Linked DNA regions of Homo sapiens: region 1 is linked to region 2. A link is a loop called in an ENCODE intact Hi-C map of the cell type or tissue named here. Cell type or tissue: PC-3. All regions are shown on one strand. Each heading gives the region's core, and the rest is flanking DNA. Links, peaks and the distances in the headings are about the cores only.

What was found. Hi-C counts contacts between places; a loop is a spot of excess contacts. Peaks named below come from ENCODE experiments on the same cell type or tissue, not always from the same donor. Only the 100,000 strongest peaks of a DNase experiment are listed, where the experiment ranks them.
Region 1: it touches region 2 in a loop (9-fold over the local background); 11 of 110 quality-filtered maps call a loop at or near these places.

Annotation. Positions count from the first base shown.
Region 1 is chr18:41,384,787-41,401,199 of GRCh38, reverse strand. No RefSeq gene overlaps it. Among named protein-coding and RNA genes, the nearest start is that of KC6, 130 kb to the left of the region's middle. RefSeq lists a silencer at 9,430-9,479. In PC-3, for the core only: CTCF peaks have their summits at 5,276 and 9,367; a DNase peak (open chromatin) is centred at 5,269; H3K4me3 peaks cover 811 bases; H3K27ac peaks cover 2,012 bases.
Region 2 is chr18:41,737,955-41,754,367 of GRCh38, reverse strand. No RefSeq gene overlaps it. Among named protein-coding and RNA genes, the nearest start is that of PIK3C3, 210 kb to the left of the region's middle. RefSeq lists enhancers at 8,970-9,469, 9,470-9,971. In PC-3, for the core only: a CTCF peak has its summit at 8,729 (motif pointing right); no DNase peak of the experiment used is centred there.

The sequences.
Region 1 (16,413 bases), core at 4,906-12,905, 350 kb after region 2:
TTGTCATTTATTACAAAATACTTGCTGTGATTTTTGTTTGAGATTGCATTGAATCCATAGAACAATTTGTGGAGAAGAGGCATCTTAAAAATATTGTTGACTTCCAGTCCATGAACATTTATTTAGAACTTCTTTAATTTCTCTCAACAACATTTTGTAATTTTCAGCACATAGGTATCGCATATGTTTTGTTAAGTTTTCCCCCTTTTTATTTTGTGGGGCTTGATATCACAAATGGTATTATTTATTTAATTTTTGTTACCAATTTTTTTTTGAGATGGAGTCTCACTCTGCTGCCCAGGTAGGAGTGCAGTGGTGCAATCTCGGTTCAAGCGATTCTCCTGCCTCAGCCTCCCAAGTAGCTGGGATTACAGGCATCTGCCGTCACATCTGGCTAATTTTTTTTTTTTTTTAGTATTTTTGAAGAGATGGGGTTTCACCATGTTGGTCAGGATGGTCTTGACCTCCTGACCTCAGGTGATCCACCCGCCTCGGCCTCCCAAAGTGCTGGAATTACAGGCGTGAGCCACCGTGCCTGACCTTTGTTACCGATTTTTAAAATACTCATAGAATTACAATTGAATTATATATATAACTTGTGTGTTTCAATTTTGTTAAATTGACTTATCACTTCTAGTATTTTTGTAGGTTTCTTACTATTTTATATTTTCTTCAAATCTGTTTGTCTTTTATTTATCTGTGTTTTATTGATCATGATAAGACTTCTAGCACAATGCTGAATAGAAGTGGTGAGAACAAACTCTTTTTCTTATTCTTGGTTTTAAGTAGAAAACATTCAGCCTTTCACCATTAAGTATGAAGTTAGCTGCAGTTTTTGCATAGATGCCCTTTATCAGGTTGAGGAAGTTACCTCTGTTCCTAGTTTGTTGATGGGTTTTTCTCTTTTAAATCATAAATGAATGCTGGATTTCCAAGTGTTTTTCTGCGTTTATTGAGATGGCTGTGTGATTTTTCTTCTGCTTTTGTTAATGTGGTGTATAACATTGGAGTGTTTTTGAATATTAATCAAATCTTGTGTTACTAGGATCAATCTCACTTTGTCATTATGTTTTAGACTTTCTAAATATTGCTGAATTCAACTTGATAATGTTATTAGTAATTTTTTTGCACAAGTTCAAGAGAGATATTAATCTGTAATTTTTTTTCTTATAATGATCTTTTCTTGATTTAGTATCAAGGTTATGGTGACCACATAAAATGAGTAGGGAAGTATTCCCTTTTACTCCAGTTTCTGAAAGAGTTTGAAAGTTTATATTACCTTAGCTTTAAGTTCACTGATTTTTTTCTTCTGTAGTTTCTATTAAGTTTTAAGCTAAATACAGATATATATATACATATAGATGTATAGAGACATAAATATAAATATATTTCAGATATCATATTTCTCAATTCCAGAATTTTCATTTGCTTCTCTATATATGGCTTCTATTTATCTATTGAGATATTCCATTTCTTTCTCTGTCATGGTTTTTTTCCGTATAAATTCTTGAACATAATTATAATAGCTCCTTTTAAACCCTTAGTCTGCCAATTTCATCATTCCATGGTCGGTGCTTTATGTTTTTTCCTTCTCCCTCCTGGTTATAGGTCATACTCTCCTGGTTTTTTACATGTTTAGCATGTTTTGACTGTGTGTTGGGTATTCAGTTTCTATGCTGTTCAATAACTGAAGTTTTTCATTTTTCTTTGAAGAGTGCTAAGTTGAATTCAGGCAGGAAGTTAGTTTGCTTATAGATCAGCTTGCTTCTTTAAAGCCATGGTCCCCAACCTTTTTCCACCAGGGACTGGCTTCATGGAAGACAATTTTTCCATGCACATAAGATGGGGAATGGTTTTGGGATGAAACTGTTCCACCTCAGATCATCAGGCATTAGTCAGACTCTCATAAGGAGTGCACAGCCTAGATCCCTTGCAGGCACAGTACACAATAGGCTTCATGCTCCTGTGAAAATCTAATGCTGTGGCTTATCTGACAGGAGGCAGAGCTTAGGTGGAACTTCTTGCTTGCCTGCTGCTACCTACTGCTGTGCAGCCCGGTTCCTAATAGGCCACTGACCAGTACTGGTCCATGGCCCAGGATCGGGGACCCCTGCTTTAAAGGCTTAAAGTTTGAATAGAGTCTAGAGTAGACTTTACTCTAAAATTGTATAATCTTTGCTCCCAAGGTTGCTCCTTCTGAAGTCACTACTCAATACTTCAGCTATTCAGTAATTTCTTTCCACTGTTGCTATCACACCTCAGAATCTCCTGGTCCTGTGTGATACCCAGAAATTGCTTGGGTCACAGCTTCCCTATAGTTATTCTTCCCATGGCATTTGTTTTAGTCCAGTTTTGTAGAGCCTCACCCTGCACATGCTCTGACTACCATTTGTTTAAAGTTTCACAGGGACCCTATGCAGGTTTCTGGTGCTTCTTTGTTACCGGTACTATGCCCTGTAAATTAGTCACCATATAGTACCAAATTCTGATTTTTGTGCTTTACTTTGCAAGATCATCATGCTCTGCTTGAATTTTTCCCCATGCTGGGTCTGGAAAATGTGTCTAGACAGAAATATTGGACAATTATGGAGCTCTCTTCCTTTCTTCTCTTGGGTGTGTGGTCATGTACTTCCCTTTGTCCTGTATCTGAAAACTGTATATTGCATATGTTTTGTCCAATTTTATCCTTAGGAAGGCAAATCTTGTACCAGTTACTCCATTACGGTTATAAGCAAAGTCTCCATTGGATTTTACAAGATGTCATGTCAAAGTAGCAATGTGCTCCAGGGCTAGCGAATGGCAGATAGACTTACCATCCACAAATAACCTGGTGGGCATTACAATGAACTTATAACAGGTAGTTTAAAAGAAAATATGGTATCTGGGTAAATTATCACATAAGAAATTTGTATTATTATTATACTGTTTTTCATTTTTGGTTCTACCATGGAAAAGCAATATGAGAGTCCAAAATATAGCAAAACTCATGTGTGCTTTTCAGATGGCTGTTCTCTCTAAAATGTGAAAGGTAGCTAGGTCCAGGTATATGTTGCTATACAACATTTAAGATCACAATGATTTTATCATCTCATATCTGTCTAATAGTTATTTCCATAAAGATGCCAGAAGTAGTCCTGACCCAGGAATCCTTTAGAGAAATGAGGTTTGAACCCTCTTGTTTGGGGAATATTTATTTCTTCCAGAGAAAAGTAACAGTCTGATGTTCATTTGTTTAATTCAGCATACTGCATTCCAGGTTTTATACCTTGGAAATGCTCCTTTCTCACTGCTATTTCTCTACATGTACAAAAAATTAAGTAGTGTTATTCCTAATGACATTTTCTTGCAAATTGGCTTTTATGGCAAAACAATTATTTCCCAAAACAGAACCACTATATTTACACCTTCAGATTCTACATATAATGCAGATTTTCTCAGTATCATGAGTTTCAAGAGAAATAGAGTGAAGAATGCAGAATTTTGGTGCCAAATAGATCTGGATTCTAATCTTGACATGCCAATTACAAGTTACGCCACTTGAGGCAATTTCCTTTACCTGTCTCAGACTTAATATCTACATCTGGAAAATTGGAGTAATGAGAATACATATCATATAGCATCATTTTAACAAATAAATGAAGTCATATATGTAGCAAAGTGCCAGACACTTGCTTAATACTAGTGTTTACTATAGTTTAATATATTAATATGAAAACATAAAATTCCATAACAAATGGTTAAATTGAGAAATTATATACAGTCACACATTGCTTAATGATGGGGATATGTTCTGAGAAATGCATTGCTATGCAGTTTTGTCCTGTGAATATCATAGAGTGTCCTTACACAAACCTACATGGTATAGCCCACTACACCCTTAGGCTATATGGTATATTCTGTTGCCTCAGGCTACGAACCTGTACAACATGTTACTGTACTGAATATTGTAGCCAATTGTGACACAAAGGTAAGCCTTCATGTATTAAACATAGAAAAGGTACTGTACAAATGTAACATCAAAGATTAAAAGGTGATACACCTGAGAAAGGTACTTACTATGAATGGAGCTTGCAGGACTGAAAGTTGGTCTGGGTGAGTCATCGAGTGAATGTTGAGTGAATGTGAAGGTCTAGGACATTACTGTACACATTTATACTACTGGTAGTACAGTAGGTTTGTTTACCTCAGCATTACCATAAACACATGAGTAATATATTGTACTACAAGACTATGAGAGTTATGATGTCACTAGGCAAAAAGAATTTTTCAGCTCCATTATGGTCTTATGAGATCACCAATGTAAATACTGTTTGCCATTGACCAAAATGGCATTATGCGTATGCGACTGTATATATATATGTGTGTGTATATATATACACACACACATACACACACATATATATACATGCACAGATATATTCAAGAGCCAAGCAGCGTCTTAAGCAATACCAAGTGTGATGGTGAATTTTATGTGTAAACTTGACCATGGGGTGCCCAGACATTTGGTCAAGCATTGTATCTGTGAGGTCTGGTTGTATCTGTGAGGTTGTTTCTGGATGAGATTACTTGAATCAGTAGACCGAGGAAAGAAGATTGTCCTCCCTAATGTGGGTGATCTTCATCTAATAGTTGAAGGTCTGGTGAAATAAAAAGGCTAAGAGGGAACTCCTCTTGCCCAACTAAGCTGTGACGTCATTCTTATCCTGACTTTGAACTCAAAACGAGAAATCAGCTCTTTTTAGGTTTCAAGCCAGCTTTCAGAGTAGAACTTGTATCACTGGCCCTCCTGGTTCTCAGGCCTTTGGACTGGAAGTTTACACTAGAACTACATCATCTGCTTTCCTGGGTCTCCTGCTTACTAACTGCAGATCATGGGACTTATCAGCTTATCAGCTTCCATTATCATGTAAGCCAACTGCTTACAGTAAATGTGTGTGAGTGTGTGTGTGTGTGTATGCACACACAATTGGTTCGTGTCTCTGGAGAACCCTGATTAATACACCAAGTCTCTATAACTTTGGACTCTCACAAGTTACAACATAAGAAAAATTCTGCATTTCCAGGTATCAAAGACCCACAGTCTCGAGGCCTACATCCTGATGTTTGCTTAAATTCTTATCTTACCTGCTGTTACTCTGAAACTAAAAAGGATAATGACATATTTATTTACATGTGCTGAACAGTCATGAAGTAAGTAGCCTAGAGGGGGGGAAATAAAACTGCACCAAGAAACAATTGTTTTTCTATTCCAGAGGCCCACAAGATGAATTTATAATGTGAACAGTAGGGGGCCAGCCCATCTCTGACTTAAAATGTGTTTGCCTTGGGTATTACTCAGCCTTTTATGATACTAAATTGTCTTAGTCACCTTTAAATATAAAGCAGAGAACATTATAAAGGCATTAAGGTGAAGTCCAGGTACAATTATTCCTCAGACACATTTAGACTGCCCCATCAACAGGCGGTTAGCACTTGCTACAGTGGCACAAGTTACCAGAGAAACTACAGGGCAGAAGCGGATGCTAAAAAACAGGACATGAAGCCAAACACGAAATGCCACAATAACAAATAACCTTTCTTTAAAAATTTTTTTGAGATATACCCTGCTGATGAAGAAAAAGATAAATCTCTGTTGTCTGATTAAGTTTCTCGTATCAACTAATGGCCCAGGTTCTGCATCTGAGCCCTGCACCTGAAAAGTAGGCACGCTCTGCCCCAACAAAGCATCCATGTTTAGAGTTTAGCTCATGGATTCCCTCCTTGTTTAAAAGCAAAAAAGTAAGCATTCAGTTCCATCTATTTACAAAGCATTGTTTAAAGAATTTTAAGGATGTAAATGTGATCAAGATATAATTCAGTCTCTCCAAGCAGCTTAAAATTCACTGAAACATTTTAACCAGCATTTGTTGATCATCATCATGTGCCAGGCTTTGTTCTAGGTAAAGGGGCTGCATAGATATATATGACACATTATCTGTTCTGGATAAATGCTTGCACTCTAAGGGAGAGACACACGAGATAAATGAGTTTTATAAAATAGAAGTACATACAAGAAGTGAAAAATGGAGAGTGGGTAATTCAGTCTGGAGGGAGAGATAGATTTGTTTAGAAATTAAAAAAATTAAGATGAGAGAGTGGGAAGATGTGCTTCATGGATCCATCACCTTTCTATAATTCATGTTTTTGTTTTAAATCGTATACAGTGTGCAATTAAAGAGTCATGTTGCTTACATCCAATCCCAGCAAGTGGAAACTGGAAATCCTCTGCCGCTTGACATGCCTCTTCTAGTTTCAGACCTAAAAAACCTTTTCCTCTAAGCTTCTTCAGGATGCACGGCCTTTTACATACAATTTACCTCTAAAAACCACTGATCCTTCGTAGGTGCTTAGTGCTCAGACTAAGCGTTTCTGGAGTCCATTGTGATCATGTGTGGGATCAGTAGGAACATCAGGGCCCTGGTGATACAGAACACTAGTTGTCACTGCCTGGCTTTATTTAAAGGAAATGAGGTAGGCTTCCTCTGTAGAGCTCTGAAAAGGTTGACTATATAGAGGTCTTGTATATTTTTACTTGATCAAGTATTTCTCACATTTTTTGTTATCAGAGTACCATTCCAATCTCTTAACTTGCAGTTGTGTGGAAAACTGTTTTGTAACAAAAGATCTTCATTGGGGGATTGAGCAGCATTTAATAAAGTCTATGTTTGTATTTTGCCTTAAAAAAAAAAAGAAATAATTTACTTTTCAGTAGCTAAGGAAAGAACATTTCCTTAGAGTATGAAAGGAGGCATGGAATACCTCTAAATAGAGAATATATAAAATGACGATTTTTGAGTACCCATTATTCTTTGGCCAAATTCACAAATAATAAAATGTGGATATGTGTAGTAGGGAGAGATAGGTGTATATTAAATATGTTCCTGGCCTCAAGTGATTGTTAGGAATTACAAGAGTTCTCAGAGCTTAGTTTGCTCCCAAAAAAATAGGATATATAAAAAAATTATGCACCAAAATTAGTGGACTTCTTTTTCAGGTTTCACTTTATGTAAGATTTATAGATAATTTAAATATAAAAAAACATGTAAACATAGCTGGGAGGTATAAGACAAGTGGTGATATGAAGATTCTACTTACCCCTGGGATAAAAACTGGCTAAATATTAAAGATTTAAAAGTAAAAGTGCCCAATTTTCTGCATCAGGCTCATTTAATTATTGGTTCCTCAAACTATCCAGAAAGATATCATTTAGAAGTATATAACTCCTTATTTGGGTGCACAAATGGGACATTCATTTTACCGTCAACTCAACCAATCAATATATATATTTTAAATTCAATGCTTCATATATACAAAGCACTATCCTAATTGTCATAAGGACACTAAAATAGGCATAAACTTTGCCCCCCAAAAAAACTTGTCACCGGCCGGGCGCGGTGGCTCACGCCTGTAATCCTAGCACTTTGGGAGGCCGAAGCGGGTGGATCACGAGGTCAGGAGATCGAGACCATCCTGGCTAACACAGTGAAATCCCGTCTCTACTAAAAATACAAAAAAAATTAGCTGGGCGTGGTGGCGGCGCCTGTAGTCCCAGCTACTCCGGAGGCTGAGGCAGGAGAATGGCGTGAACCCGGGAGGTGGAGCTTGCAGTGAGCCGAGATCGCGCGACTGCACTCACTGCAGTGAGCCCAGCCTGGGCGTCCAGCCTGGGCGACAGAGCGAGACTCCGTCTCAAAAAAAACCCAAAAAGACAAAAAAACTTGTCACCCAGCTAAAGAGTTAAAGAAAATCAGATATGTCTCTACATAAACACACAGATATATACACATACATATATACATACTTTTACCTTGAAACTAAAATGAATACACACAACACACACACACACATATATATATATATATATATATATATATATATATATATATATATATGCGTACAACACACAGAATTACAAGAGGGGGTGGATGCTTTTATGAATGCGTTTGTCATGATACCGGCTGCAAAGCTTAGAATTGCAGTTGGACCTTAAGGGGAAGTAGTATTAAAAGGAAGCTCTGAGTGTTCTTAAGGATGAGGCATTGAATGCTTACCCTGACTTGAAAGGACAGTCTCTGTACGGGACTACTGGGAGAGGGGCTTGGATGTAAATCTTCAAATACCTTGGAATTAGGGCTGAGAAATATAAATTTTATCCTGTGAGCAATGGGGAGAACTTAGAGGATTTTGAGCAGGGGAGTTATTTATTGAAGAGGACACTTTTGGATGTGGAATCTAGGTGAACTATGCAATGTGATAGTCAGAGAAGCAAAAGCAAGCAGTCAGAATAATGAGGAAAAAAATACAGATTTAAAACTATGAAGGTCAGAACTAAAGGCTCCAAAGCAAAGTGCCTGGACCTGTCTCACTCTTGGAGTTAATCTGAGGCTTCTGAATGTCATTTCCTTTCCACTTGTGATACTTCTTTTTCTTTTTTTTTTTAATACTCTCATAGATTTGATTATAAAAACCTACATTCTACATTCCTACGAAGCACAGATTTTGGAACAGACATTTTTTTTTTCTGATCTTTTCATACCGAAAGACCCAAACCAATTCCCCTAGACAAAGATTTACTTAGATCTCCAGCCCTTCCCACTAAGCTCCCATACTATATTCCCGAAATACTTGCCTAACTGAAACTCACACATTTAAAGGTTGGGATTTTGTAGACAGTGGGATTTAAGAAGTTTCTCTGTGTTCATTCCCCCATCCCTGGTTAGCCAAGGTCATGCTTTCTGGGAGTGAGGCTATAATCTGTCTGGAAACAATCCAAGACTGCTGAGCTTTCAGAAAGAAATAGTGAGAACCTTACCAACATGCACATATTGCACATAGTCCTTATTTTAAAGAGAATGGGCTTAACAGAAGTCCAAATCCTCTGTTATATTCTCATTCATTAATCTGGTACTATAGTTTATAAACAACAAGTGACAGGGAAAATGACACTGCTGAGGAAGTCTGAAACAGAGATGCTGGACTTCAGGTCTATCAGAGCTTTACAGAAGTATGCAATCTAGGCAGAAAAGCATTCAAGAAATAACTATTCAATGAGTCCTGCATTTTCCTCTGGTCAAAAAAGGAAGCTCTCCCCTTTTCCGTCCTTGCCCTCCTCCTTTTTTCTTTCTCTATCCTCCGTCTCCCTTCTTTTATCTTCCTTGTTATCCTCCTTTTCTTTCTCCATGCTCCCCTTTCTTCTTCATGTCCCTCTTTCTAATGAAGAAAATAATTTTATTGTCTGGTTTCACTAAACAAAAGGTTGAGTACGGAGTGCATTTTTCTGGCTGTTGCCTTTTCTTTCATATCCTTTAGCAAAAAAGGACCTTTCCCTTTAGAAGCCCAAAGGTGGAGCTGTTGCAAAAGGAGAAAGCCAGACAGGCCAGCCGCGCCCGGCGGGGCCACCAATGCGCACACAAGCCACACACACAAACGCAAACACGTACATGCTGGGTCTGCACCGAGGAGCTGCAAATCCTGGAGGCTTTGCTTCCAAAATATAAACATTTCCCCCTTTTTTTTCCCAAAGAGAAATAAAAATCCTGATTACAGCAGATGCATTACTGCCAAATTGTGCAAAAAAGAAAAAGTATTAAGTGTCCGCTTAACCCCCTTTAATTGTTAATTCCATGTACTTTACTAGATTCTTGTATTATCAAAATAACTGCAGGGAGAAAGGATTCAAATTTATTTAGGTTCATTAATACCACCATTTATCAGTGTAATGTCCTATAGATAATGATTGGAGGATCATTCTATTTTTTCTGTATAGTGTGCTGAAATATCTATCGGGATGGTTACATTTCAGTGGGAAAGACATAAAACGAATGCGCATTTCAGCAGCTGGAGAGAAGGCCTCTGCTTTTACATTTGGTGACATCTCACAACATTTTCCATAGAAGTGGCATTTATCTTTTTGGGTGTTAATATGATATTTTGCTTTCAACATCCTGGGAAAAAGCAGCAAATTTTGAAAACCCATTTTATGGAGAGAAACACACAGAAATTGCTGTGTTGTTCCTCCCAGAGATAAGACAAATTATCTCTATCGTGTTTCATAGATGCTTAGCTTGTGGCTTTGTCTAGCAGTTTTGGCTGCTCTGCTTGAAAAACAGAAAACCCCCATTCAATCATTCGCCTCTTCCTTTGCCTCTATCCCTAGAGCAGAGGCCTTCAGCTTGATATCTCAAAAGCTGGTGAAGCAAACATTTTAGCCAATTTCAAAGTGTCCTCATTTACTCTGAAAATATGATTTTACCCTCATGACTTTAACGTTTACTTTGAACTTGGAGTTGCTGGAATAAACAGGGACAAAGTAACCTGAGATGTTTTACGCCACTGAGAGAAAAAGGTATTGATCTTTTTTGCCTCTGGAAAAAAAAAGGTTTCAATAATTTCCAGATATACTGGAGATTGCATTGCTATCTTTAACTAAAACATGCCACAAGACAGAAACCAATTATTTATTCTCTTTAACCATAGGTCCACCTTTGTCTTAATGTATTCTGATGTCCCATTTGCAAATTGGCAAGTTTGTTCTCAGTAACACTGTAGGCGTACGTGCGTGTGTGCATGCTAACATGCTTGAATGCAGGCACGGTCGTGAATTTATTCTTGGCTTTGCTACTGGTGACATTTAAATATGGGTTTATGCCAGGTAGTTAAAAATATATAAAAGGCTGAGTTATACCAACCCAGCCTATCATGTGTGTCCCCAAGATGACTGAGAAGGGAGTTTCCAAAGTGGTTTTATTTATGCAGCTTGGGTGCGCTACGAAATAGGACTTAGGAAACAGGGGCTAAAGCAAAGTAGAGTAAAATGAGATGCCTTGAAAGGGAAAGGGTTTCGGATGCGGAAATAAAGCAACCTCATCCTATTACAAGAATACTTGAACTGGCTCAGTCCCTTCCTTATTTCTTACTCTCTTCTGGCTGTTTCAAAAGGTGCATCTTATTGCACGTCTCTGGGGCTTTTCCTCTGATCCAGACCTGGCCTGCATTCTGTTCTTTCCTTTCAGACACTGCTGGTCTCGAAGACATCTCCTCAGCAGCTTCTGCCATCTGAAGCTGTCTGCCTTCAACTCTGTCGTGCAGGCTTAGGCTCCTTGAAACTGTCATCTTAAAACATATTTATTACTTCCTCATACTCGGGCTTTTTGGTGCCACATTCCTTCTGCTGTTTGATTACACGGGGCAGAGGCAGTGTTATTTTACCATCTGAATTAGTGCTAAGAGGTGCTGTTAGTGAGAAGCCTAACGAAGAGGTAGGCATAGCATAGGGCTGCCTCCCAGAGAGTCCAGGGAAGGGTCGGGCTGCTGATGTTAGGTGATAACTTCATGCGGCTCTGAGGCTGGTGGCAGGGGCACCCAGCCTTTCCTTTCCTGTTACTGTTTATGCCGTGCAATGCATCTGATGTGAAATGGATCCAATGTGAATGTGTCTCCCTCTCATCTGTCTGATAATGTACCCAGATACCTCAGGTGGCAAGGCTTTTTAGACCATTGCCTTCATTGGCTCCATTCTGTGCACTAGTGGACTCACTCAAAGAACAGAGGGGAAGTTGTTTTAGAGTCCAGGGAAGATGGATGTTCTGCAGTCATTTCCCAACAAAATGGTAGACTTGCCAAAGCCTTACAGACAAGATTGATCTAATCCACCATGAACAGAGAAACCCATTTGCACATTTGTATTTGCAAAACTCTCGTTGGTGTCTCATGACCTAGTTCCAGTTAATCCCATGGCACTGCATGGTCCTCTCAGTAATTCCGGTAATAAAATCACATTTCAAGGACCCATGAGAGATATACTGAACCACAAAGTTAGTGCTAGAGTGCATCCTGTAATGACAGAAGTCATATCTCACAGACAATGGACAACGATCAAAACCGATTTGACTTTTTTTTTCCTTTAAACTTCTCATGGCTCCATATCTTCATTTGTACCATTGCTTCTTTGACTATGGTTGCCCTTTGATGGATAACATTAAGTGAATGAGGGGGAAAGTGACTGCCAAATGTGTCCCAGTGCAATTTTTGACAGATGCTCTGATATGAGCTGCTGTAATAATGGACAAGGAGGGAGAGAGCTCCGAAAGGATTTTAGAGTTCAGCTTTGGTTCAAGAAGTATCATTAGTCACATGTGAGAAATATTAATGTTTTTCGTTAATTCCAAAGAAATTTCCAGATTTATGTGGATTTCCATGCTTTGTATCATGGTGGAAATTCAATGAAGACTGAGAAAGGAAAAGAAACTGACATTTTTTGAGTGTCTACTAAATGTCAGGCACACTGATATGTCTTATATACATCAGGCTGTTGAATCTAAAAAAATCATCTCAGCAACCATGCAAGGCAGATATTGCTATCCCCATTTTACACATGTAGAAACTGAGGCTCAGAAGGTTAAAGGACTTGACAGAGGCCCGGCCAGTAGCAAATAATAGGTGGCAGGACTGAATAATGGAAAAGCAACACTGAGATCGATGTTACCTTTTGATAAAAAAAGTATACCTTGGGGTGCCAGTCTATCAGGAAAGCAGATTCACAGGTCTATGCTTGCAGGCATCCTGACAAACAGATCATCATCAAATCATTAAAATCTCAAGAGATCAAATGATAAAAGGTACGGACAATGAGGTGCAATCAAGCAAAGATACCTTGATGAATTCTACTTGTTCCTCAGGGTTGCAGGAATAGAGAAAAGCATCACAACCTCCCTGGATCTACTTACTCATTCCTCTGTACAAAGGGCCAGCTGAGGACCAGGGCAATCCGGAGGAGAGTTCACCCAGAGCACTCTCCAGGAGCCATTTCTGAAGTGGAATACAATGGTTTTGCCCTATTCTTGGCTAATCCTTCCTAGCAAAGGCAGAATTTATATTCGATGGGGAAATAAAAGGTTAAGTTACTAACACCCTCCTGGACATGAAGGATGGAGTCAGGTTTCAAATGTCATTAAATTTTCACCAAAGATGAGAGGAAGTGGAGGACTTAATGTTGAATTGCTGTGATTTTTAAATCTCTGTTCTTATTCTTTATGTCTTAAGAAAGAGATGGGTCAATGCCCTCAGAAGCAAAGGAAATAGAAAAAAGTATAATGAAACACTCAGATAACTAAATAAAGCATATGGGAAATATAAATGGTGTTTTCTGAGCAATGGGAGATCCAAATGACCCTTTTTGTTTTGAGATTTATATGTCTGCATATCACAGATGCCCTATTGCTTTATTCATACTGTTAAGAAGGAAAGGCAGTGCCAAACCATCAGCAGCTATCATTAAATCATTATAGAAACACCACTGTTAAAGAGATAAGACTTTTAAAAAGACACATATACACATACACAACATGGTGCAACTTTATTTAACCAGAACCCAGGGACCTCACTTTTTGTATTGCCTGGCCAACACATAGATTCTTCAAAGCTGCTATTTTAAAGAAATAAATACACACAAATAAAATTTATTATTTATTTATTTTTCCAGCCTGATCACTATTTGGGGAACTGGATCAAAGACACATTTAGAATGGGTTTAGGGGCACCAAATGCATCAGAATGAGATGCATTTTTTATACCAATGCTACATTCAAGGATGCCAAACTGATCACTACATATGTATCTATTGATTAAATAGATTTTAAGAAGAATTCTGATCAGGGACACTCTCATCTTCTTTGAGTCCAGACACCATTTTTGAGGGTTTCTCTCTGCTAATTAGATTGCATATACTTTAAAATTGTCTGGAGGGGCTCTTGTATTCAGTGCCAATTTCCACCAAACATTCTATAATGTGTCCTAAATCAAGGCAAGAATAGGTGGTAAAAATATAATCTGCCATCAGACAACTACAAAGAATTGTGATTTCAGAGAGTTGCTTCATCCTAAAGAAATGGTGTCTTCTTATATCAGATTTGTAAGGCAAATACTGTGCTTATGTTAGCAAACATTATGGTGACATAAAAATCCTAGGTCTCTTGTCTCTTTTGTTAATGAACTTTCCTTAGTCATTAAGATTACCCATCTTTATAAATGGCTATGTATAAATTAGCACGATTTGAAATAAATTTTACACATCCATTGAAGGGCAGCTCAAACTTCATCTCTTCAGACCTTAACAATCTCCCCAACCCCTGACACACCCCATGACTTTTGCACTATTATCACTACTGTTCACTTCACTATTTGGAAATTGGCAAAGATTTAGACCTTAATTTAACTCAACATGGTTTTGGAACCTCAACTAGATGCTAGACCCAATGGTTGAATCATGATCTTAAGTTTTCCTTAATTCTTGTGTAGAAACATTTCCAGCACAGTGTTTCACACTCATTTATTAATTAATTCATTCTCTTCTTTGTTCATCAAATGTCATTGTGCACCTGTTCTTGGTGGCTATTGAAGGTGCAGTAATTACATTCACAGAAATGAGATATTTACAGCAATATAATCTACAGAAAAATAAAAAGAATACATTTACAGAATAAATGTGAGTGTCTCCAGTCAGTGTAGGGAGAGAAGAAACTCTGATAAACAACTTTGTTCATGGTAGTGGCAGACAGCAGAGTTCTCCGAACATTATGTGATATCCCACATGAAATTTTAACTAACGAAGTGGTCTTGTTTGCAAATACATGCCATTGGGCTGAGATTTGCAGAAAGCCCAGGACACTTACATTGTTTACCAGATGCATCTTTTCTATTTATTGACCATTCCACTATTTTTGTATTTAAAAACCAAACAAATAAACAAAGTTGGCAATTATTATTTTTTTGTGTGGATGTCCTAGAGGAAAGACGAATTAGTCAAAAGTTGGAAGTTCATTTTAGGTGTCACGGACCAAAAGAAGATATAGGTGGAGAAGAGTTATGTTATGAAAGTTTAAATCATTTCACCAAGTTTAGAGTTACTTATGGTGAGCATGGAATAGTGGAAGGAGGTGGAATGGCAGGCTGAGGTGTCAATGATTTTCTGATGAAAGACTGCATTGTTGTTGAGAAGGAACTTTAGGTGGTGGGTGGACATGCTGAACAACCCTGCAGATGCCATGCACATTATCATCTGCATGAATGTTGCTTTGTGGGGATGTACAGTGGAGCTGTGCAAGGCACAGCCTACAAAACCACCCTGCATGGATCTGATCTTAGGGTTGATAACTAGGTATTACCATTAGGACCATGTTGAGGTCCCATGTGTAAATGTTTCCATCCAGGGCAAAGAAGTTATTAATGGTTAAACTGTGGAGTGAATATCTGTAGAAAAATCCATTCACCTATCACTGCTCCAGCAAATTATGTTTCTTCTTTGAAAAATGTTACTGTTCATGTGCATATTCTTTGCTTTTCTATCCCTTGGGTGCCACATACTTGATGTGAGGCTTTTTTCCTTTCCTTTTTGGCAATTAGAGTGCAAAGGTGCCCATGAGGACTGAGGGTTTGGCAGAATTTTACTAGTGAACACAGGGGTGCCTACTGCTGGCAGACAGCACCACAACTTATTTTGAAAACATTCATTTGGGCTAAAAATGATAAATCTGTATTTATCTTCTTAAAATGCTCCCAAAGGGGAGGAAAAAAGAAAAGAGAGTCTGGATTTGGAAAGCACATAGACCAGAGAGAAGAAGAAGGCAAAATCTGCTTTTCCCAATAATTTATCTTCTTTGATACTTCCCAGTGGGCATTGGGTACAGTTCCAGTCTGTGTTTTGAAAGATAAAATGAATATTTCATTTAACCTGCTGTATTCCAGAATATGTAATATCCAAAGCCTCATTGTGAAGAACCAGAAGAGGCTGCTGTTCCTCATCTCATATAAACCAGAAGAATATTTTCCAAATAAAAAACAGTAGATACCATCCCTGAGCGTTAAAGTAGCCCACACTTGATAGTTCTATAATACTTTCTACCAATTCTTTCTGGTTTCTAAGATGCTATATATATTACCTAGGACCATTTCTCCTCAATGTTTAAATCTTTTAAGAAGTAATTATGTATTTCAAAGATAAAATGGAATGAATGGATGATTCTTGGACATCGATAAGAGAATCAAGAGCTCAATTTCCTCTAAATTGATAATTCATTCTTGAAAATTATAATCAATTAGAATACAATTGTATTTTGGTAACATGTTAATGAATACATAAATGAATATTATTCTTTATAACCTAAGTAAAAGAACATGGTTTTTTAAAATTTTTCTTTTTTGTTAGTTAAAGGTCAATGACTTTATCTTGTTTTCTTATACAGTATTTATCCAACTTTAATGTGCATACAAATGAACTGGAGATCTTGTTAAAAATGCAAATTCTGATCTGGGGGACTTGGGTACGGCCTGAGAGTCTGCATTTCTAACATGTTCACCATGAGTACCAATGCCCTTGGT
Region 2 (16,413 bases), core at 4,923-12,922:
CTCATCTGTAATATAACATGTACTGTGTGCATGGAGCTACAGTGGTGAGGTGGGGATGATACCTACTCTGGCTCCTTGCTGAGGCATCAAGAAGCCCAATCGAGAAAATGCATACGAAAGATCATTGCAAAATGTAGCAAATTGCTGTGCAAATAGAGGCATTTTTATAGCTTTTTAATTTTTTTTGTTCCTTGTCTCTTTTCTAAGCCTTCTCCTCCTGTGTCCTCTCTTCTATGTTCAACATTTTCCCGTTTCATGTAGAGCTACATCTGTCTGTGAGAAGTGAGTCACAAACAGATCATAGAGCTCTCATAGACCTCTTAGCTCATCAGGAGAAAGAAATGTTAGGACCATTTGGACCAGCATCATTTATGTGAGGGACTGCAGAGGAACGTTGTGCATTCATTTATATGTAAACTCATTTATCAGATATTTACAGAGGACCCATTGTATTATAGGAATTGCACTAGAGATGCAGGATGTGGTAAATAATATATAGTCATCCTCATGGAGATGTCAGTCCACCACTTTCTGGAAAGTCTTCCTGGAAAAAAAAGTAGTCATATATCCTCCAAAAGTCTAGAAATTTGGGAAACTATAAGGCATCTTCTAAGCAGAATAAGTGTGTTGTTTTGAAGGGATAGATTTCACCTCCCTGGATGTAAAAATGACTACCTGTGTTGGAAGTGCTTTTTGTATTTTTTGCCTTTGTTTTCCTTTCTCTGCCAGGAAGCAGAAGACTGATAACTTATGCATCTTGGGAGTGAACTTATAATTTAAAAAATTTTCTTTGGAAGTCAGTCAGCCACTGGGTTGGGTAAAATTGTTGCCAAAAAGCTAACCAGGTTATAAGCTACTTAATTACATGGTCAACCAAAAAAGGAAAAGGTTAGAGTATGTGTGAGGCCAGACAGGAAGGAAGTTGGGTGAATGGCATGAAGAAGGAAAAACTATGAAATACCAGGTGAGGCAGGACGTGTAAAAAATGAGAGGAGTGTGCATTAGGATATAAATATGTCTGCTGCGGCTAGGATGAGTCTTTAAAGTTACTAAACACAGTATTGAGTAAATGCCTCCTGAGCTAAATTACCATTCATAACAACTCAGAATGTGATTGTAATAATTTGTATCAAAGGGAAGAGATCATTTTTATTTACTTCATCAGAATTTCTACCCAGATTTTTCCTTCTTCTATAAATAAATTAATCAACAGCAAATTAATTCAGCAAATATCTACTGGGAACCTCTCTGTGTTAAGGGCCTTAGGGGTTTCAAAGATGCTAAAAGCCTAGGGATTTTCGAAGATGAATCAAACTTTTGGAGATCTTATTCTCAGAGAATTTATGGAATGGCAGAGTAAATATGACAAGCACAAGCATGACTCTATGGAATGTGCAAATCCATATGAGAGACATGTCTAATATTCTACGGAGGTTCAAGGAAGGCGGCGATTGCTTCAATTTGGAAGTCTCAGGGAGAAACAGGGAAGGGCGCACGAAGGAACTAACATTTGGCCAGGGAAAATATGAAATGATGAGAAAAGGAATATTTCATATAAAGAAAGCAAACTGAACCAAGCAATGCAAGGAATTGCGGCACATAAATAGCAAACTGTGAGCTGTATGGGGGCATAGGGGGAAATTAAAGTTGGAAAGGTCAGTTTGGGCTCAGTTACAAGGTGTGGAATAAGCTCAAAGTCTTAGACTGTATTTTACAGCTAATAGGGAGTCAGTGACAATTTGTGTGTGTGTGTGTATGTGTGTATGTGTGTGTGTGTATGGTAATGTTATAATAATCAGAGCCCTGTGTCGAGAATACTAGTGAAGCTATCAATGAACAGAAATTTATTGAGTATCTACGCATTGCAATGCACTGTGCTAAATACTGGTTTGGTACAAAAGAAATATATCACATAATCCCTGATTTAAAGATCCTACATTCGGATTAAGGAAACAAATGCCATATTCAAAGAAAGATAATGAACTATTGAGTTATTTTATAATTAATTAAATAGTGGCACTGTTAATCCTTATTTTGGTTTCTATTGAGTGAAATCTTGAGTCTTCTATGTTGAAATGGCTTGTTACCAGATTGTCTCTTTGCTCTCAGTGTGTAATCTATTAGCTGATTCTAAGTTGTTGTTTCTAAAAGAGGTATTATATAGTAAATTAGAGTGCTTCAAACCCACTACCCTGAGTGGATTTGTGAAGTGGATTTAAAATTTTCCGGTCTCCCTCTCTCCTCACCTGTGCCGTACATCTAGCTGAATGGAGATTCTTTGTTTTTCTCAATGATTAATTGTATCTTGTACTGTCCTAGAACCTGATATTTAATTATCCCAAAATGCTTTATGAATATAGATTATGTGTCTCCAGAATCATGTGAGTTGGCCAGGGATGTTTGTTGAGTGATTGCTTCTCTAATCAATGTAAATTTTGCCAGAGACAGGCAGTGACTTTATTGTCTGACTTTCAGCCACAGCTACATCATGAAAGTGGAACACTACCACAATGTGCCATTTATCTCAGGCCACAGCTGATGCTTTGACCAATGTCAGCTGTTAATTTTGTTTAGTTCCTTATCAGCAGGCACACATATGTGTGTGCATGCACATAAACAAACACATTGACAATACAGACGACATAAAAGAAGCTTTCTGTTTTTGTTTTTTGTTTTGTTTGTTTTATTTTATTTTTGGGCAGGACCACAAATAAATTGCTTGCCTTTTGCTGGTGGGAACCTTGAAAAAATATCTTCATCTTTGTTTTCATTAATACCATCATCACTACTATCATTATCAACATCATTATCAAAACTTTACTAAGTACTACCCATGAGTAGTGTTTGTGTTAGGACACTTTGTTCTCTATAAAAGGGAGACATTTAGAATCTGTTATGGACAGGAGATGCCATCTCTGTATCAATAGACTATTCTGACAGCAGAAGTGGCTTGCACTCCTGCCCAGCTAACTTTGCAAGATGACTAACTGGGATAAGGAGCTTAGCCTGAGGCCACAGGATATAACACGTGTAAAGTTGGGACCTATACTTTTATATGGGTTAGATCTTGTTCGCTCTGTACATGAATCCACTGGGCTAATTGCCTAGAGGCAAATAAGGACCTGAGAGTTTATGTATTAGGTGCTGATGAAGGCACTGGACATCTCAAAATAGCTTGCTCCCTTGAAACCTTTCTTCATGTATTTCCTCCTTATAGGAAGTCCTCCTCTGTCTTTTTCAGCCATAGACTAAACCAGCCTTAAAATTGGCACAGACACAGGCCCACACCTGGACATTATTAGTCTGCCCAAAAGAACTCGGTCTGTGAACCGATAAGAATTTAAATAAAATGGTTGAAAATCATATTTCTTCCCTTGCTCTAATGTTTCTACAGGTCTTTATGTTTTCTGGGTTAGCAGCCGTATTGCTTAGTATTGTTGAGTATGGAAAGGGTTTGTGAAAATGTTGTGGGCTGACAGATGTTTTGAACCTCTCTATCTCCCCAGCTGCACCAGATCTAACAGCCTGAAAGTGATTTCCCTTTATGATATTTCATACCACATTGCAAATCTAAATTGAGGCCTGTTTCCTAAATACATTTAAATATTAGCTGAATATAAAAATGTGAATACAGCCAACAATCCATGAATACGCAAATGTATTTCAAAACATTCTGCACCCTGAGAATCAGAAAATGGCATATCTGGGACAAGTGAAGATGGATACAAAAGACCAAAACAGCAACATGCCTATCTGTGTATCTAAGCGTTACTATTGTGTCTATCGCCATAGTACCTGGGCCTTTTGTTGAGAAACATTTCTGCTCCTTAATGATGATAAACTCAGGAATATGCAGAACAAGAGAGCTAATTTATAAATAACGTGAATCTCATTTATAACGGCCAGTATCAGGAGGCCATTATGTAGATGCATCCAGATCATTAAGTGGCAAGGTTGGCAACATTACAAATTCTTTATCCAGTGTGCAAAGGTTGGAAGAGAGTGGGAGAAGAGAAAAGGCATAAGAGTCAGGTGTTCTTTTTTGTTTTGGAGATCCAAAATGTGATGAGAACACCTCAGTTTCAGATTTTAGCATCTTGGTTCCTATAATGCATTGCAACACTTTGTAATCGAGGTCTTGATTTGCAGACCCGCTGATCACAGGTATACTTTCTTTCAGAAATTCATTTCTGGCAGTGAAAGAGGTATGGATAGATTGAAAAGAAAGCACATTACTATATCATGGCTTTGTCTTTATTGTGGGTTACATAAAATTTCTCATTTACATAGTTACCAAAGATGCAACAAAATCCATGCCAATACGCTTTGTAAGACATATGTTGAAAGCCATCACGGTTGTTGACTGGGACAAAGTTGAGCCCAATTTCAGAGTATTTCCTTCAACTTTTTCATAAAAAAAATTCTTGTCCTCACCCCTTTTTTTCCCGCTGAGGCTATTCTCAGTGTACGTTACAAAGAATATGAATTTTATAATCAGTCCCCAGTATAGGATAGGTGCCATAAACAGTGATTAGTTGAAAGAGTAATTTTTAGTGGGTTATGAACTACTATTTCACTTAAAAAAATAAACACCTGGCTGGGCACGGTGGCTCATGCCTGTAATCCCAGCACTTTGGGAGGCTGAGCCGGGTAGATCACCTGAGGTCGGGAGCACAAGACCAGCCTGACCAACATGGAGAAACCCCGTCTCTACTAAAAATGCAAAATTAGCCGGGCGTGGTGGTGCATGCCTGTAATCCCAGCTACTCGGGAGGCTGAGGCAGGAGAACCGCTTGAACCTGGGAGGCAGAGGTTGTGGTGAGCGGAGATTGCACCATTGCACTCTGGCCTGGGCAACAAGAGTGAAACTCTGTCTCAAGAAAAAAAGACAAACAAACAAAAACAAAAACAAAAATAAAAAAAACTACCCCCAAATCAAATGCAATTATTGAATAAATCTCACAACTTGAACTATTTTTAATTTTATGTTTCTGTATTATTTTTGATTTTTATCTCTATATTTCATTGGAGATTGTTAGCCAAATAGAAATTCACCGTAAGAGGGCTTATAATGTTTGTTTTTCTCTTTAAAGGATGAATGGGATTTTCTTTTTTAACATATTTAAAATAACTTGTAGATACTTCCATTCTCCTGACATTTATCTAACGTGGTCTGTACATGTACAGAGTCAAGAGGAGCAGATGTTCTTCGTATCTGAGAAATCCAAAAGGAAAAGTGCTGCTTTCCTTTCCGCAGCTCGCTAGATTCTATGCCAAGGTCTAGGAATATAGTAGTGAACACATGACCTGATTCTTGACCTTGCTGTGCATCAAGTCTAGGGCAGGCACAGTACCAGATTCTGTAAAAAGGTGAAAGTTTTAAAACACAGGTGTGATCTTATGAAATTGTCATTTAGAAAGGGAGAAAGGCCTATTCATAGAAACAGATAATTAGCCATGTAATGTAGTGTGTGACATGGCAGTGGAGATATCAAGCACTACCAGTCCTCAGAAGAAGATATTTCATAATGAGACTTTCAAAGAAGACTCTATGGGAGAGGAAGGGACCGACTTGGATGTTGGGGAAGATTTTGTTTGATGAATAAAATGCTGTTATTTTTTGTTGTTACAATTTTTTATGGTAAAATGTTGTAGTGGATGGCCAATCTCGTGCAATGGATGGGGGCAAGTTTCAGTAATGTGTATTCAGAGGGTATTATGCAGCTCAACGCAAATGGAACAGAATTTATGTGGGAGGACAGTGTGAAAAAAGTTTGCCTGACTAGTTTGAGCTAGATGATCAAGGGCTTTGAATCTCCTGTTAAGAAGTTTATACCATGCAGACTATAGGAGTCCATTAAAAGTTTGTCTGAGTAAAATAAAATTAAATGATTCAGGCTTATGTATTGAAGAGCTAATAGGAATCTTGTGAGACCATCACCTTCTAGCCTATGTCCTCATATAACAAAGTATTATACCAACCAGGATAGATAGCATTTCTTCTGGAGCATTCTAATTCCCTAGCCAAGTAGATTACTATGTTCTTTCAATTAAGATGTGGACTCTTTGCAATCCCACTTGAACAGATCACATTTTCAAGAATCAGGGCCTAGCCATGTTTATCTTGGACCATTTATGGGGTATCTTTGATTACCTCAGACACTTGAAAGCCTGGCGTTTGTCAGAGGTTGATATACTGGTCACCCTGCTGAATTTCAGCACATTTTATAATTGCAATACAGGAAGATGAAATGAAGTAATAACACTCCACTTTCTCACATGACACTCTTTCTTACCCATCTGCTCTGATGTCTCTGTAACAATATTATGAAGTTCTATTTGACATGATGATCCAATGATGATCAGGGTGATTCTTACTGCAGTGATTTTAGTCTTATCTCCTGCATGCCTTTTTCCTTCCAGACACTGTGCAAGTTAAAGCAAGGTAAGCATTATTTCCTTTTTAAAGTACATTAAGGATGGGTAGTGGGCAGCCAAGGGGATAAATTAATTGTCTGCTTAATGCAGCTGAGTGCATTATCTTACTCACAAGTGGAAATCTTTAACTCTCAGGTAGCAGCACAATGGGAAAAACCAACCATGTACTTCTTCGAGATTCAACATATGCAGAAGTGGGGCAATCAGGGAGGCCTTGGACAAAAGGGAAATGTGGACATTTGTTGAGACAGAACATGGACCATGTTTGAGACTGTTTGGTACTTACTTCTTTTTATTTCGATAGCTATATCTTTGGCTATTTTCTGGCTCAGAGGTGAGCTGCACTCACTGTTCTCCAAGATACTCATTCAGTTTTACCAGGCAGGTCTCTGTGATCCTTAGAATTTGCAGCATATTTTCCAGCAGAAGCGCTGATATCCTCACCTAGAATACCTTCTCCTAAGTTCTTGCTCTATGTATGTCCCACCCATTCTTGAAGCTCTGCCCTCTCCAGGACACTTTTCTGTGTCTGTGCTAACCCCCTCGCTCATTGGTTTCTCCCCTTAACCACCCACAGTGGCTAAGGTCCTGCCGCGCCATCTGCAATTGCATTTTATATGCTTGTTCTCATTTCTGGCTGCTCAAAAGAATCACCCATGCAAGAATCTTTTTATTTTTTATTTTTATTTTTTAATTTTGAGTCATTGGCTTTCAACTTCACTCCACATCAGAATTAGCTGTGGAATTTGCAAAAATAGAGAAGCTGCACCTAGAGATTGGGATTGTCGGTGGCCTGATCTGCACTTGTATGAAGTCTTGCAGGTGATTCAAAGGCATAGTTAAGGTTCAGAAATTTTGTTTTGATATGTTTTGCATCATTGCCTATTTTTGTTTTATGTGAGTCAATCTCTTTTTTTGTAACTAGATTAGGAGGCACTGCAGTGATGGTGGAGAATTTTCTCTCACAGCATTTGCATTATCAATAGTATAGTATATTGCTTTGGTTAATACATTTTTGCAGAGATTCTGGGAGAAGATATGGCTCTGACCCCAGAAATGCTTCTCTAGGGTGGTTATCAAGCAATTCTTATCAGGACAGACATGCAAAGACGCCCCCTTTTCCCCCAGCTCTCTCAGGACACACACAAGCTCGTGTGCGCGCACACACACACACACATCAAGAGAACATTGTTTTATTAGCAGCAGAAGCCTGAAGGCATTTTTAGATATTTTTATTTGAGAATACAGAATTTATACGCATGACAATAACTCCTGATGAAAATTAAAATCTAGGATGATCTGATCTTTGAATCTACATCTAGCCCTGGTTGTTTGAGATTTACTTCAGAAAAAGGTGGAATTTCAGATTCTTACCTGAATCTCGGAATAGACCAAAAGGAGGCAAACAGCAATGGGTGTAGCCTGTTCTTCAAGCGCTTCTACCCCTATGGATTCTGAAAAGAATTGAAATCAGGTGGCGGAAAATTTCACCTTCCCCCACACGCGCCTTGGTCTTCCCTTTCTATTGCTGTGGGTTGTTTTGTTTCTTCTCATAGTGGGAGAGCATTGCTGTGTACTTCTGTATATGATCTGGAAACCCACTGATTTAGGGAGTGGCGATAAAGATGCAGCCACCTTTGGAATAAGGGCAGGGGACCGTTCTTACAATCTCTTCTGCAACCAGGCTGGTCAGGTGAGCATGGACATGCCACCTCCTGGTCAGAAAGAGGAGCCCTTATTTTCCTGTAACAGGATCCCTTTCGCCCTAGAAAGTGGAACCAGGTGTTTTTCCAAACACTGCCTTCTGATAACAGTGCCCCCTGACCTCCTCCTAGACTCCCAAGAGTCCATCCACTATCCCCTCCTCTTTGAGCTTTGCTGTTCTGAGGATTTGTTAGTCTGGGCTCCAAGAAGTGAGAAGGGCAAAGCAGCAGCATTTGAAAGGCTTTGCCCTTGACTTGCTTTTAGGTCAGAGAGTCTGCTTGTTTGGCTAAGCTACTTTTAGGCCTCCTTCCTTCTTCCCCCTTGGCATGGAGGGTAGGCCTATTTTCACATATGCGCTCAGACATGCAGAAACAAACGCCAAAATGAATTAACTGGAATAGCCCTATTAATTTATGCTTTGACAGTAATGACCTTAAGACACAGAAGAATTATATATTAATTTGTTTCTAGTATATAGCACTGCTAAGTTAACACATTTAGGAGAATCCACTTCCCTGTCTCCAGCTGTGAGGGTAAATGAGGCCGACTGTGGCTGGAAGAGGTGTTCATTTGGGCAGTGCCCCACTAGATGGCAGGGTGGCTTCAGGGATGGACCCACTGCTGGCGGCTGCAAAACACCTTGTTTGCAGTCATTATTTGACACACTCAAAAATCGACAATTTTTCTCATGTTGTTCATTTGGAAATTATATTTAAACTTATTTATTTACATGAGCACATACATAACATGTATATTTACAAACAAATATGCCTACACTGTCCAAGATAAGGGTGTTTAAGAAACAATGCTTTCCCTCCACCAGCCTGGCTGACTTCTCTGAGACTGCATCCTTCTGCAGACCCCCAGTGGCTCCACACCAGGGCACACACCACCACCCAGCCTTATTGAGGCTGGGAAGGGGAGGGATGATTTTTGAAAGTCAAAGGGCATAATCCCTTCCAGGAGGGAAACTGTTTTTAACACATGGTTTGGTCAGTTAGGGGAACTCAGGAAAAAAAAAAATAAAGTGGAACAATAAGCATTTTACATTCATGCCCTCCCTCAGAGGGAAGATTAAAAGTAAAACCAGATTAGAGACTTGAATTTTATTCAAATCCTTTCTCCTCTTTCCTCTCCCTTGTTCTCTAATCTCTCCTATTCTTTTGCCTTCCTGTCTCTCCTGTCTTTGTTCCTATTTCTGTCAAATCTCCCTCCTCTTTCTTTTCCCTTTTCTCCTCAGTCTGAATTTCCACATCTCCCCTTTCTCGGTCTTCATTCTCTCGGAATTTGATGCTGTTGAGCTGCCTCTGATCCTGCATCCCTTTATGCAGCCCTTTCCTGTTAATGAATTGTTAAAATTTCATAGGGTTCAGTGACTGTGCTTTTCTCTGCTCCTGGACACTGCAGCTCGCAAGCTGCTTTCCCTCGGAACAGAAAAGTCACAGCTATGAGCTGGCTGACTACTCCTTGTCTGTAAACAGTTTTCCAGGATTTACACATTCAGTATGCAGGAAGGTCTTTCATTTGTTTGTTTGTTTGTTTTCCTTATTCAAGTTTAAGCAGGATTAGAATTTCAGTTAATGAAGGCTTCTGAAAAATGGTGACTCCATTCATGGCAGAGAAAAGTGAGATTCTAGCAGTCTTCCAAGATGCCTGGATTCTGCAGTTTTCTGCAGTGGAAAGATCTTAGGAAATCAGTGCAAGCCGAGGACTGTTTGACTACATTTTCAGAACGAGATTCTTTGTAGCACCTTCTGCCTCAGTTGCCTAGCAGGCAATCCTGTACCAAAAATTGTAGCTTTTAATGTATTTTCTTTTCAGATAAAATTAAAGTTACCTTCTTGATTGTTCTTTAGTCTAATTACACCCACAGGTTTTTGTGGTTGAATGTGCCATCTTCTCTTTTGGTTGGAGGATTCTTGCCTTAGGAATAATGTGTGGGTAGAAAAAAATAAAACACAAAACTCCCCAATAAATTGCAATCTAGATTAAAAGTGATCTTCTGCCTTAAAATCTACATATAAAATATGTAGGCAATTATATGCAGTTCCGTATCATGTGCAAATATGGTTATGACCCACTTCGATATTTTACATAAAGGTGTGTATTCTTCCGGAAAATTATGTTGTCTTCACATCTCTGACCCACTACAAGTTTTACATTTTACTAATAATATCAACTAAATGTTATTCCTCCCTTTATTACTTTGCAAAATTGTTGTTGATAGTCATTAATATATCTCAGGCACTTGAGATTCCGAAGTTCTTTCAAAAATTTCTGGCAAAGTTATATTAATTGGAGTTTCTTTGTTAAATATCTTAAATTTCTAATAATAGGAAAGCTATACATAGTATGCACATTATTTTCATTCGTAAAGAAATACTGCTTACACAGAACATCCTATTCTTTAAAGATGTTGGGTAACTCGATATTTAATATCCTCCCATCTCTTTTATTTTCCATTCTTTAACTTCCTTTTGTCCTGACTTTTCTCTTTACGTCTTTTCTATTCGTCACTGTGGTTCTTAATGAGAAATTTATGTCAGCAGTTTATCAAATAAAAAAGGAGAACCAGTGAATTTCCTTTTTCATCTTAGCATTTTCTTCAAACTAGAGATGCTGACCATTTGGAAACTGGTAGATAGGTGCTGACATTTTGTAAATTTGTGCCCTTACCATAAACCTCAACGAAGTCCTCTAGATTATTCCAGGGAAATCTTTCTTCTAAGCCAATACTGGACACATTTAGAGATCTAAGAAAAAATAAATTGTTCTCCTTCTGGTCTACTGTGGCACGCTTCCTGTTAGGAGAATAATTGAGCAGTTTATTTTAATCAGGAGCTCTTTTCAGAGCGGGGTGCTGGAGAGGGTTAATTGCTAGGGTGAAACAACTATGGGAGTTCAGCTTACTGGGGTGCTAATTGGGTAATAGGTGAACATAAATAGTGTGGAGAAACAGGAAATCAGAACATAGGAGGGAAAATGTAGATGTTAAGTTCCACAACCCTTATAAATGTAGTTAAGTCATAGGTGCTGCAAACCAGGTAGCAAGCTGTTTTCCTTTTGAAAATTTCAGGCTGCACGGCTTTGGCCACAATAGGCTAGGGAGGGAAAGGGAGGTGAGTTTCCTATTGAGTAAATAACCTTAGCTGGATCAGACAGTGTGGTTTTGGGTCTTCAGCATCATTGACGTGTGTTCAGGTAAAGCAGCTGTCTGTGAAGCTGGGCTTACTCTCAGTTATGGCATGACCGGAAGGCTCCAAGATGACCCCTTTCTGTATCTACTGAGAGTTTGTGCATCTTTTAATGGGCTTCAAAGCTGTTCAACTCGCAAATGAAAGTTAGGTTGAAATCATGAACATTTTTGGAAAAAAAAAACGTGGTGAATTGTTTCCACTTTTAAGTGTACTGAATTGAGAGCAAATCTCTTCAAGACCAGTTTAGAAGGAAAAAAGAAACTAGAATAGTGATCCGCAATCTTGGCTCCAAGCGAGAATCACCTAGGGAATGTTTATAACTCCCTGTGCTTAGGCCAGGCGTGGTGGCTCACGCCTGTAATTCCAGCACTTTGGGAGGCCGAGGCGGGTGGATCACGAGGTCAGCAGATCCAGACCATCCTGGCTAACACAGTGAAACCCCGTCTCTACTAAAAATACAAAAAATTACCTGGGCGCGGTGGCGGGCGCCTGTAGTCCCAACTACTCAGGAGGCTGAGGCAGGAGAATGGCGTGAACCCAGGAGGCGGAGCTTGCAGTGAGCCGAGATCACGCCACTGCACTCCAGCCTGGGCTACAGAGCAAGACTCCATCTGGAAAAAAAAAAAAAAAAAAAAAAAACTCCCTATGCTTCTAATAAAAGTCAGGGCCAGGTGTGGTGGCTAACGCCTGTAATCCCAACAATTCTGGAGGCCAAGGCAGGCAGATCACTTGAGCTCAGGAGTTTGAAACCTGCCTGGGCAACATGGCAGCACCTTGTCTCTATCAAAAATACAAAAAAATAAGAAATTAGCTGAGCGTGGTGGCACGTATCTGTAGTCCCAGGTACTTGGGAGGCTGGGGTGGGAGGACCGCTTTAGCCTGGGTGGCAGAGTGAGACACCGTCTCAGAAAAAAAAAAAAAAAGAATAATGGCTATCTCTTGAGAGGTTAGGTACCATCTGATCTGGGAAGGATGTCAGATGACCTACAAGATTAGTTTTGCCTGTTCTTGAACTTCATATAAATAGAATGACAAAGTATGCATATCTTTATGTGAAGCTTCTTTTGTTCAACATAATGGTTGTGAGATTTTTCCATGTGGGTCCATATCAGTAGGGATTTTATTGTTGTTGCTGCTGTCTATACATTATCCCATTTGTTCATCTATTCTCCTGTTGGTGGACATTTAGGTTGTTTCTAGTTTTTAGTTATTGTTAATGAAACTGCTGTAAATATTATTGTACATCATGTTTCTGATGGTCATATGCATTGGTCTTCCTTGGATATATAAGTGTAATTGGTGGACCATAGAGTTCTAAGACGTGTACCAATAAAGTAATATACCCAAAAGCTCATATTATATATATATTTAAAAAAACACTCCCTGTGCTCCGGCTGTGCTCATCCCAATTAAATTAGAATCTCTGAGGGTGGGACTCACACATCAGTAAACTGTAAAATACTCTGGGTGATTCTGATGTGCAGTCAAGGTTGAGAAGGATGGACTAGAGAGAAAAGCAGAGTTTAGAAGAGAGCATCTCTCCTGTAACTGTATGTGAGATATCTTGGAGGCATATCTTGGAGATATTGCACGTTTGGTTCTAGATCATCATAATAATATGAGTCACACAACTTTTGGTTTTTCAGTGCATATAAAAGTTATGTTTGGCCAGTTGCGGTGGCTCACACCTGTAACCCCAGCACTTTGGGAGGCTGAGGTAGGTGGATCACTGGAGGTTAGGAGTTCAAAATCAGCCTGACTAACATGTTGAAACCCTACCTCTACTAAAAATAAAAAAAAAAAAATTAGCCAGGTGTGGTGGCACATGCCTGTAATCCCAGCTACTCGGGATGCTGAGGCAGGAGAATCGCTTGAACTTGGGAGGTGGAGTTTGCAGTGAGCCGAGGTCACGCCATTTCACTCCAACCTGGGCATCAAAAGCAAAACTACATCAAAAAAAAAAAAGTTACGTTTACACTATACTGAAGTCTACAAAGTGGGCAATAGCATTACACCTAAAGAAACAATGTACATACCTCAATTAAAAATACTTAATTGCTAAAAAATGCTAATAATTATCTCCCTATTGCTTGTTTACCAATTAAATTCAAGTCATATTCTAAATTCTTTGCTGTCATTTCCACAATGTTCATAGCATCTTCACCAAGAGTAGATTTTATCTCAAGAAACTACTTTTTTTTTGCTCATTCATAAGAAGTAATCTTCTCTGCTCAAGATTTACCAAGAGATTTTAGCAATTCAGTCACATCTTCAAGATCCACTTTTAATTCTAGTTCTCTTGCTATTTCCCTCACATCTGTAGTTGCTTCCTTTGTTGAAGTCTTGAACCCTCAACGTCATCCATGAGGGTTGGAAGCAACTTCTTCCAAACTCCTGTTAATAACATTTTGACCTTCTCTCATAATTCATGGAGGTTCTTAATGGCATCTAGAATGCTGAATTTTTTCCAGAAGGTTTTCCATTTGCTTTGCCTATATCCATCAGAAGAAAGATTATCCATGACAACTATAGTCTTATAAAATATATTTCTTAAATAATAAGACTTGAAAGTCTTCTTGATCTTTGGGGTATAGAATAAACACGTTAACAGGCATGAAAACAACATTAATCCCCTTGTACATATCCATCAGAGTTCTTGAATGGCAAGGTGCCCTGTGACTGAAAAGTAATACTTTGAAAGGAATCTTTTATTTTAAGCAGTAGATTTCAACAGTAGGCTTGAAATATTCAGTAAACCATGGCATAAACTGAGCAGCTGTCATTCAGGCTTTGTTCCATTTACAGGGCACGAGCTGGGTAGATTTAGCATAATTCTTAAGGGCCCTAGGATTTTTGCAATGGTAAAAAAGCACCAACTTCAACTTAGGTTACCAGCTACATTAGCCCCTACTACTAGAGTTAGCCTGTTCTTTGAAACTTTGGAGCCAGCCATTGACTTCTTTTCTTTTCTTTCTTTTTTTTTCTCTCACTCCATCGTCCAGGCTGGAGTACAATGGTGCGATCTTGGCTCACTGCAACCTCCGCCTCCTGGGTTTAAGCAATTCTCTGTCTCAGCTTCCCGAGTAGCTGTGATTACAGGTGCCTGCCACCAAGCCTGGCTCTTTTTTTTTTTTTTTTTTTTTTGTATTTTTAGTAGAGAAGGGGTTTCACCATCTTGGCCAGGCTGGTCTTGAACTCCTGACCTCATGATCCACCTGCCTCGACCTCCCAAAGTGCTGGGATTACAGGCGTGAGCCACCATGCCCGGTCAACTTTTTCTTTATAACCGTGAAAATCCTAGACAGAGTCTTCTTCCCACAGAATGCTGTTTTGTCTACACTGAAAATATGTTGTTTGGTGTAGCCACCTTCATTAATTTAGCTAGATCTTCTGGATAACTTGTTGCAGCTTCTACATCAGCACTTACTGCTTCATCTTGCACTTTTATGTTATGGAGATGGCTTCTTTCCTTAAACCTCATGAACCAACCTCCGCTAGTTTCAGACACTTTTTTTCTGCAGCTTTCTCACCTCTCACGGCCTTCATAGAATTGAAGAGAGTTAAGGCCTTGCTCTGGATTAGGCTTCAGTTTTTGGAAATATTCTGGCTGGTTTGATCTTCTATCCAGACCACTAATACATTCTCCATGTCGGTTGTTTCTCTTTCTTATCATTTGTGTGTTCACTGGCATAGCACTTTTAATATCTTTCAATAATTTTTCTTTTTCATTCAGAACTTGGCTAACTACTTGGTGTGAAAGGTGTAACTTTCAACCTATATTGGTTTGACATGCCTTCTTCACTAAGCTTAATCATTTCTAGCTTCTGATTTTAAGTGAGAGACTTGCAACTCTTTCTTTCACTTGAATACTTAGAAGACATTGTAGGGTTATTAATTGGCCTATTTTCAATATTGCTGTGTCTCAGGGGAGAGGGAGTGAGATGGGGGAATGGCTGGTTGGTCGAACAGTCAGAATACACACACACTTATTGATTGATTATGTTTATTTTCTTGAATGGGCACAGTTCGTGGTAACATCAAAGATTACTGATCACAGATCACCATAACAGATATAATAATAATAATAAAGTTTGCCAAAATGTGACACAGAGACATAAAGTGAGCACATGCTGTTGACAAAAATAACTCTAGTAGAGGTGCTTTACACAGGGTTGCCATAAACCTTCAATTTTTTTTTAAAAAAAAAAACGCAGTATCTGTGAAGTATAATAAAGTAAAGCACAGTAAAATGAGGTATGTCTATAGTATAATTGTTTTGTGCTTTAATGTCATACTTTTGAACTCCTCTAAGGGATAAAGAGTTTGCAGGGAATGCAGACTTATTAGAAAGCAATGTAATTATTGTGCTAGTGGCTTAGGGAAAGAGTTATTTTTTAGACTAGAGTTAAGAACTGAGTAAGAAGAATCCTGGATGAGTGAGAGAGGGGACTCAGTCTCTCTTTGTTTAGAGTGAGAAGGGTGAAAATATATGAAAATGTTCTGTATTCTATACCACTGTACCTCTGAAATGTCTAATATGATCACTGGGTAATATCTCTTTACTACTCCTTCTCACCAGGAAATGCCACCCCGATTAATAAGCTCACGTCTTAGACCAGTCTGGGGTAGGTGCATTTGAACTTCAGAAAATCCATTAATTTCTCAAGGTCTCCTTCGTTTTATCTTGGGAGATTGTATTAATTTCCTATGTCTGCCAGTCACAATTTGTTTTCTTAGAAACAGTAAATTTGTTTTCTTACAATTCTGGAAGCCAAAGCCTAAAGTAAGTATCACTGGACAGAAATAAAGGTGTTGGCAAGACCATGCTCCTTCCAGTGGCTTTAGAGAGAATCTGTTCCTTGCTTCTTCCAGTTTCTTGTGGCTGCTGGCCTTCCTTGGCTTATGGCCCCATCACTTCAATCTTCTAGGCCAGCATTTTCAAATCTCTTCCTACTCAGTCTTCACACTGCTTTCTTCTCTGGGTGTGTGTCACATCTCTTTCTGCCTATTCTTATAAGTATACATGTGATTGCCATTATGTCCCATGTGAATAGTCCAGGATAATTTTCTTTAC